2 separate regions of the Homo sapiens genome follow, and region 2 is linked to region 1. Evidence: chromatin contacts called from ENCODE POLR2A ChIA-PET data. All regions are on one chromosome and are shown on one strand. The core of a region is the stretch at or near the end of the contact, and the rest is flanking DNA. Distances in the headings are between cores, read along the strand shown. Region 1 overlaps ERC1 (ELKS/RAB6-interacting/CAST family member 1). Region 2 overlaps GPRC5A (G protein-coupled receptor class C group 5 member A).

Region 1 (3,623 bases), core at 7-2,506:
GTCATTTGTCCTTTCAAATTCCAATGATAACCAACCTCTATCCATTCAAACTGCAAATTGTTTATATATTGTGGCATGGTTAGAAAATCCCCTCACTAGACTGAGGATGGCAAATACATTTCAGTTCACACTACCAACTCTTATCCATTTGTAGTAGCCAGTGGTTCTCAACCAACCTTGACTTCACATTAGAATGACCTGGGGAGATTTTTTAAATCTCCACAGCAAGACCACCCCCAAGCCCAATCAAATCAAATTATCTGAGGGTTTGGGTGAGACTCAGGCATCAGGTTTTGGTTTGTTTGTTTTTTAAGTTTCTCAGTGATACCAATATGCAGCCAAGGTTGAGAATCACTGATCTGGGTTCAGCTAGAGATGTTGTCAAGAGAGATTTAGAGATGATCTGCCATGAGCAGGCAACGTTTTTGCCAATCCTGCACTATTCACTCAGGCAAGTACAGCAGACTCTGACAGAACAGTGACTTCTGAGGACAGAAATGTCAAATTCCAGTATCAATGACGGTAATGCGCAAATATTTGTTTACATTTATCTTGGGGTGTTTCTTGACAAAAACATAAAAAAACAATTTGCTTACTCTGGCCTGCCAGGTTTTTTTAAAAAACCAAACACCATACTTCCAAATATGCACAGTAGCTTTATGAAATTAAGCTGTCTCAGATACTTATAATTTTCAAGAAGGCCTAAGATGGTGAAATTTATAACTTATTTAGCTGAATCTACTCAAGGGGAGATCCGAAGCAAGAGAGTTAAAATAGACAAACACTACTGTCTATAGGTACCACAAAGCATATGCAATCACAAGTTCAATACCACACATCACAAACAATTCCAACTGTTTCTGTGATCAGAAGTCTCTGTGATACAGATCCCTTTCGTAATTATATTATACTAGTGCAATTAGAGCTACTCATTCAATGTCTTGCACAGACTATAAATCTTTGAGTATGTGAAATTCAGATTTAAAAATCTATTTTGTAATAAATTTGCCACCAAAAAATTTTTATAATACAACATTAAGGGAAAAGCATATTCTAAAAAGTAATAAAATTTAGCTTTACTCTTGATGTGACAGAGAAATAATGTTTAATTTTAGGAAGCACAATTTTTCTAATAAATGAACACTTGGCACAAAGTATCGCAATTGTATCCACTTCCTGCCATAAATGCCAGCAGCAAGTACCTCCTGTTTCAAGATCCTCTGAAGCCAATGAGTGGGCAGAACACAACCAGAGCCAAAATGGGGAACACATGGTATTCGCTCTTTGAAAAAAATCAGCAGTGGATTACAACCAGGAGGGGAAGCCATCTGTCACAAGAAAAAGAGGTGGCAGGAGCTGTAACATGCCATCTCAACCTGCACAGTCACATTTTAGATTTTAACCCTTGTAATGAACGATAGGTTTCAAAATTATGAGTGTCAAGGTTATGGATGGAATGGGAAGAGGAAGAAAAACCACTAACACTGTAATTCTACTAATACCATAACCCTATCCCATACTGGGAAGAGCAACAACATAGCAGCAAACAGAAACCAAACAAATGCAAAAACATCACAAACGAGTCAACACTTTGAGAAAGTCAACGCCCTCTAGTATGGGAAGTGCTGGCCGCTGTTACCTGCATTACCTGCATCTAGCCTGAGAACATTTTGCCCAAAACTTCAAAATGAACAAAGGAAGGCGACTTCCACAATTTAAAGATGAAAGCGAACTACAAGTCAAAAATCAACCTTAACCACTGTCTCAATTCCCCCTACCCTTTACCCACCCTAATTCACCCTCCATCACCTTGAATAAGGTAAAATCATAGAACAATTAAATAGATTGAAAAAAAGAATCTTACTAAAGTGTCAGTCCTATCTTCTCTGTGGTCTTAAACCCATTAAAACCCGTTTTAGACACATATAACAGGTTTCTAACCTTCAGAGGAGCACAAAACTAACATTAGTTACTGTCATTTTTAAATCCAGAATATAGTGAGGTTTAACTAAGAAAAAGTGTAGCCACTAAACTTCTATTTATTTAAATCAGCATTTTATACTGCCATTACAATGTAGGAACACTGTTTGTAAACACATTATTTGAGAAATCAGAAGTGGTCACACTAATTCTAGTTTATTCACTTACTTGTCAATATTCTTTCATTCAACCAGTTCTTGAAACCTTACCTCCTCCACCCAAAGCCATCTCTAAAACGAAAATAGTGATTTCCCCTTGAATAGATTCAGCCAAAAATCCAACTACTGGTAATGTAATTCTTCTTTCGGGCTTTGGCATACAATGGCTTTTTTTGGGGGGTGGGGGGTAGAATATATATAGACATTAAAAAAGCCATTTAACAATTTTTAATTAAAATATTTCTGTATGTGTCAATAAATGTTTTATTTTTAAATTAAATCAATGACGGGGGGCTTATGCCTTATGCTCCTTAAGAACAACACGATAAATATTTATGATAGAGAAACAGTTACCCTCCACCAAGTTAATAGTGTAATTTATTATTCTAATTATACCAAAAATGAACTCAATAGTTCAGAAATAACAGATTTATTTGTTCAAAAGTTCAATAAGTAGGACATCAATAAGTAGGACATTTCAATCAACAGACCTCTGGGGAAAATCCACTGGGTCACATAAAAATACACCAAATGTTCATGCATCATGAAGTAATTAATGCTGAATTCTTCATTCAACTACTCAGTGATAACACTTCAGGCAACTATAGAATAAGGCTACTTTCCTCTTTTCCTAAAACAACTACGGCAAATGTGAAGGGTGCGTCACATCCTGAAGTCTCTGATTTCCTTCTCTGCTAGCCAAGTGCAGTGATGAAGCATGTACCGTGGAGTGGCACCATCTAGGCAGAAGGCTGCCTCTGCCACCTAACAGCCATGTGACCTTGGGCAACTTACTCTCAGCCTCAGTTTCCACTTCAATAAACAGTACCTACCTCATAAAATTGTTATGATGGTTAATAACATAGAGCACATAAAACAGGGCCTGTTTCTTAGTAAACACTACACAAGTGTTAGCTATTATTATTTACTCTGTTATCCAAACAAAGTATTGAAAAACTTTGTAAAAGGCCAGAGAGTAGACACTGTATTTCAGGTCTAGTAAGTCATATAGACTCTATCACAACTACTCTATCTACCACTGGTGTGAAAGCAGCCATATATAATACAAAAATAAACATAGCTGTGTCCCAATAAAACTTTATTTATGCACACTGAATTTTGAATTTCATATAATTTTCACATATCACAATATATTAATTTTTTAATCATTTAAAAATGTAAAAGCCATTCTTTGCTTATAGGATGTACAACTCCTGTAGGAAGGATTTGGCTATAATGTGGTGTTCCCTATTATAAACTAATGTTTCTCAAAGCCAGTCCATGACCAAGTTGCCTTAATAAAACTGTCACTACAAAGTTAAAATCTGTATTTTCTTGAAAGAACTGTCTCTTATTGTGGAATGATGCACAATTCCTTTGGTGTTAGATTGACCTTCCCCTTATAAAACAACAGTAATACTATGTAGTCATGTATCACTTTTTAATTGTTTTTATTTGACAATCCTATGCCAGTCTCCCCCACTT
Region 2 (3,715 bases), core at 1,140-3,639, about 12 Mb before region 1:
CTTTAATCCTAGCACTTTGGGAGGCCGAAGCGGGCTGATCGTTTGAGCCCAGGAATTCAAGAGCAGTCTGGGCAAGATGGTGAGACCACTGTCTCTAGAAAAATAAAAATGTAAAAATTAGCCAGGTGCGGAGGGGCACACTTGTAGTCCCAGCTACTCGAGAGACTTAGATAGGAGAATTGCTTGAGCCCAGGATTTCGAAGCTGCAGTGAGCTGTGATCACGTCACCGCAATTCTGCCTGGGAGATAGAATAAGACCGTGTCTATTTTTAAAAAATTAAAAATTAAAAAAAAACTTGTTTTCATTATAGAAAGTTTTATAATGGAGTCCCATGTATCCAGCACTTCATTTCAAAAAATTATTACTATATGGCCAATTTTGCTTCGTCTGCATTCCCCACCCCACTCCCTAGACTATTTTTAAGCAAGTCTCAGACATCATGTAATTTTATCTATAAATAGTATGTGTATTTTTTTTTCTTTTTTCTTTTTTGTTTGAGACGGAGTTTCACTCCCGTTGCCCAGGCTGGAGTGCAATGGCGCGATATCGGCGCCCGGCAACCTCCACCTCCCAGGTTCAAGCGGTTCTCCTACCTCAGCCTCCCGAGTAGCTGGGATTACAGGCATGCGCCACCATGCCCGGCTAATTTTGTATTTTTAGTAGAGACAGGGTTTCTCCATGTTGATCAGGCTGGTCTCAAATACCCGACCTCAGCTGATCCACCCACCTCAGCATCCCAAAGTGCTGGGATTACAGGCGTGAGCCACCGTGCCCAGCCCTTTTTTTTCTTTTTGAGATAGATTCTCACTCTGTCACCCAGGGTGGAGTGCAGTGGTGTGACTGTGGCTCACTGGAGCCTTGACTTCCTGGGCTCAAGGTATCTTCCCACCTCAGCACCCACAAGAAGCTGAAACTACAAGCGCATGCCACCACACCTGGCTAATTTTTTTAATCTTTATTTTTTTAGAGATGGAGTCTTGCTATGTTCCCCAGGCTGGTCTTGAACTCCTGGCTTCAAAGGATCCTCCCCCTCTCGGCCTCCCAAAGTGCTGGGATTACAGGTGTGAGCCCCCATGTCCAGTCTAGAACGTCTCTCTAAAAGATAAAAACTCCTTCTTAACCACACTTTAATAACTAACAAGAATCCTTTATTATCAACTATCTAGTTAGGATTCATATTTCCCAATTCTCTCACAAATGTCTTTAAAAAAAAAAAACCATCTTAGTCTATTTTTTTTAATCTGGATGACTAATTAGTTTGGAATTATCATTCTTAATTCACCTCTGTTAGCCTCCCCCACCCCATCCCTAAGCTGATAGGGATTGCTCAACAAGTCTAAAATGTTCTGAGTACTTTGAATTTAGTAAGAGGAAAATAAAACTCACTGGAGTTATTAATAAACAAGTCTGCACTGAAAGGGTGCCATGTTGCCCAGAGAATGACCCAGGTAAGGGAAAGACACCAGGGGATTGGAAGAGATGGACAGGGTTCTGAAAAACTGAAAATGATTTCTAGAAAGCAGCATTTGAGAGGGAAAAGAGAAGTGATCAGCATTTAGGAATATGAACTGTCTGGAGCTAGAGAAACAGCCTGGGAGAGGAGCAAAGGGCTAGAGCAGGAAAGAGAAAAGAGAATGAGACTAGCGGTGGTTTGGATATTATTTGTAACCAAAGTCAAAGGACGGGAGATCTAGAGTCCAGCCAACAAAGAACTTGCTCCTATAAAAACCAAATGGACCCCACCCTTCACTTGACGTAGAGGTCCTTTCCTCCAGGATGGTTTTTTTTTTTTTTTTTTTTTGATGCCCAAGTCTGATGAGACACACATCTCATAAATTCTCAGACACTCTCAGCTTTTCCTCCCGTAGCACTTATTACACAACCCAGCCTGTCAGTAAGTCTGTGTCTCCCTCTAGACTCAAAGGCTCTGTGCAGGCGGAGACTGAGTCATTAAACGTTGTCTCTCCCCAGCCACTTGCCTAGCACCTGATGCTCAGTAAGTACCTAACCAGAATAGATGAGGCAGCAAGAGAATGGCGCTCGGTGTGTGGGGTAAGGGGAGTCAGGAGGAGGACGGGCTGCTCGTGAGACAGGGTAGGATGGGCTGTGCCTGGTTTCCTCTCAAGCCCCCAGGCTGCTACCCTTGGTTCTAGCCACCTTTCCTCCCACCCTCCTTCTCATGCAGGCTGCCAAAAATTGCACTTTGGGTCTGAGATTAGGAGCGCCTGGCCATGTCTGAACCCCGCTCCTATCTTAGTGGCCGCAGGTGGCTCCCAGGAAAGCATGAATCCTGAGGTTTTACTGGTAAGCTGGGAGGGATTAACTGGGATCCAGTCATGTGCTCCACCCAGTACTCAGTGACTAAACCCTGCACTTTGGAGGGAGATGGTAATGTTTCAGCATGAGTAGCCTCTGGCCTTGGGCATGAGCAAAGGACTTTGAGTATGAGGACGAGACCCTCTTCACTTATTCCAGCTGCTAACAATTAACACACAGCCATCCAGTAACACAAGGATGCCCACAGCTGAGATCCTGGAATCACTTGTTGCTGTCTTAAACCTTTTTGGAATGAATCTAGGCATGAAAGAAAGGGGTTTTTGGTTCTTTTGTTTGTTTGTTTTTTGGGTTTTTCTGGGTTGTTTTTTTTTTGTTTTTTTTTTTTTTTTTTTTTTGAGACGGAGTTTTTACTCTTGTTGCCCAGGCTGGAGTGCAATGGCATGATCTCAGCTCACTGCAACCACCATCTCCCAGGTTCAAGTGATTCTCCTGCCTCAGCCTCCCGAGTGGCTGGGATTACAGGCATGTGCCACCACACCCGGCTAATTTTGTATTTTTAGTAGAGATGGGGTTTCTCCATGTTGGTCAGGCTGGTCTCGACCTCCCGACCTCAGGCCCGCCTCGGCCTCCCAAAGTGCTGGGATTACAGGCGTGAGCCACTGTGCCCGGCCCCAAAAGAAAGGTTTAGAAAAACCAGTGGGGAAGAGGGAGAGGGAAGGGAAGAATAAGAACAAGAGGAAGAGGGAGGAAAGGAAGAGGAGGGCGAAGTCATTTCTTGGGTCAACTCCAAGCCCTCTGTTCCTCCTCCCCTTTAGGGAGAAGGGGTTTCAGCTGCCAGGCTGTGTGAACAAGTAAGTCACTTGACCTCTCAAAGCCTCCTCTCATCTATAAAATGCAGGACACGCTGCTGAACTACGTGGTCTGAACTCATGTTCAGCTCCACCGTTCACCCACCTGGGGAGCTTCATGTACAAAACTTCCAGATGTCTTTCTTTCTCCCCCTCATCCTCATTCTTGCCCCATCTCCTGTCATTAAAAGAGTATGTGCCACAAACTCCTACCCAAACTAAAAGCCAGGGCTAGAGGTAAGGTTGAAGGGTCTGAAGAAGAGACACAGCAAGGGACTGCCCACCTGAAGGACAAAGCCAGAGGCTCCTGGAGCAGCGCTGACCCTAGACATGGCCTTGACTGACACACAGCACTGACCACTGTGCAGGGAAAAACGTGAACATGTGATGAGTCTCCCGCTTTGGGTTTCTAACCTGAGACTCCTCTTCGCAACCAGAGAGATGGGGAAAGTGTGTAGAGTTGCTTGTGACTAGGCCTGGAAGTTTGCCCATGCTTATTCTACGCAGTCCTTCCCAGAGCATCTGAGAATGAATCATCTGGGGCCCAGAACCTTGCAAAGACAAACTGACTTTGTCTTCCTTCCTATGA

The links. ChIA-PET counts read pairs that join two places held with the same protein, here RNA polymerase II (POLR2A).
Region 2: POLR2A ChIA-PET joins it to region 1 with 23 read pairs in PC-9. The contact joins two enhancer-like sites. POLR2A ChIA-PET finds 5 or more read pairs at or near these places in 2 of 52 experiments (PC-9 and T-cell).

Annotation. Positions count from the first base shown.
Region 1 is chr12:1,046,089-1,049,711 of GRCh38, reverse strand. The region is part of intron 2 of ERC1 (ELKS/RAB6-interacting/CAST family member 1); the gene reads right to left. Among named protein-coding and RNA genes, the nearest start is that of ERC1, 57 kb to the right of the region's middle. Within about 2 kb of position 1,256, at least 2 of the 41 ENCODE cell types and tissues checked have a DNase peak (open chromatin) inside an H3K27ac peak, as active enhancers do.
Region 2 is chr12:12,899,850-12,903,564 of GRCh38, reverse strand. All of the region lies in intron 1 of GPRC5A (G protein-coupled receptor class C group 5 member A), which reads right to left. Among named protein-coding and RNA genes, the nearest start is that of GPRC5A, 10 kb to the right of the region's middle. Within about 2 kb of position 2,389, at least 18 of the 41 ENCODE cell types and tissues checked have a DNase peak (open chromatin) inside an H3K27ac peak, as active enhancers do.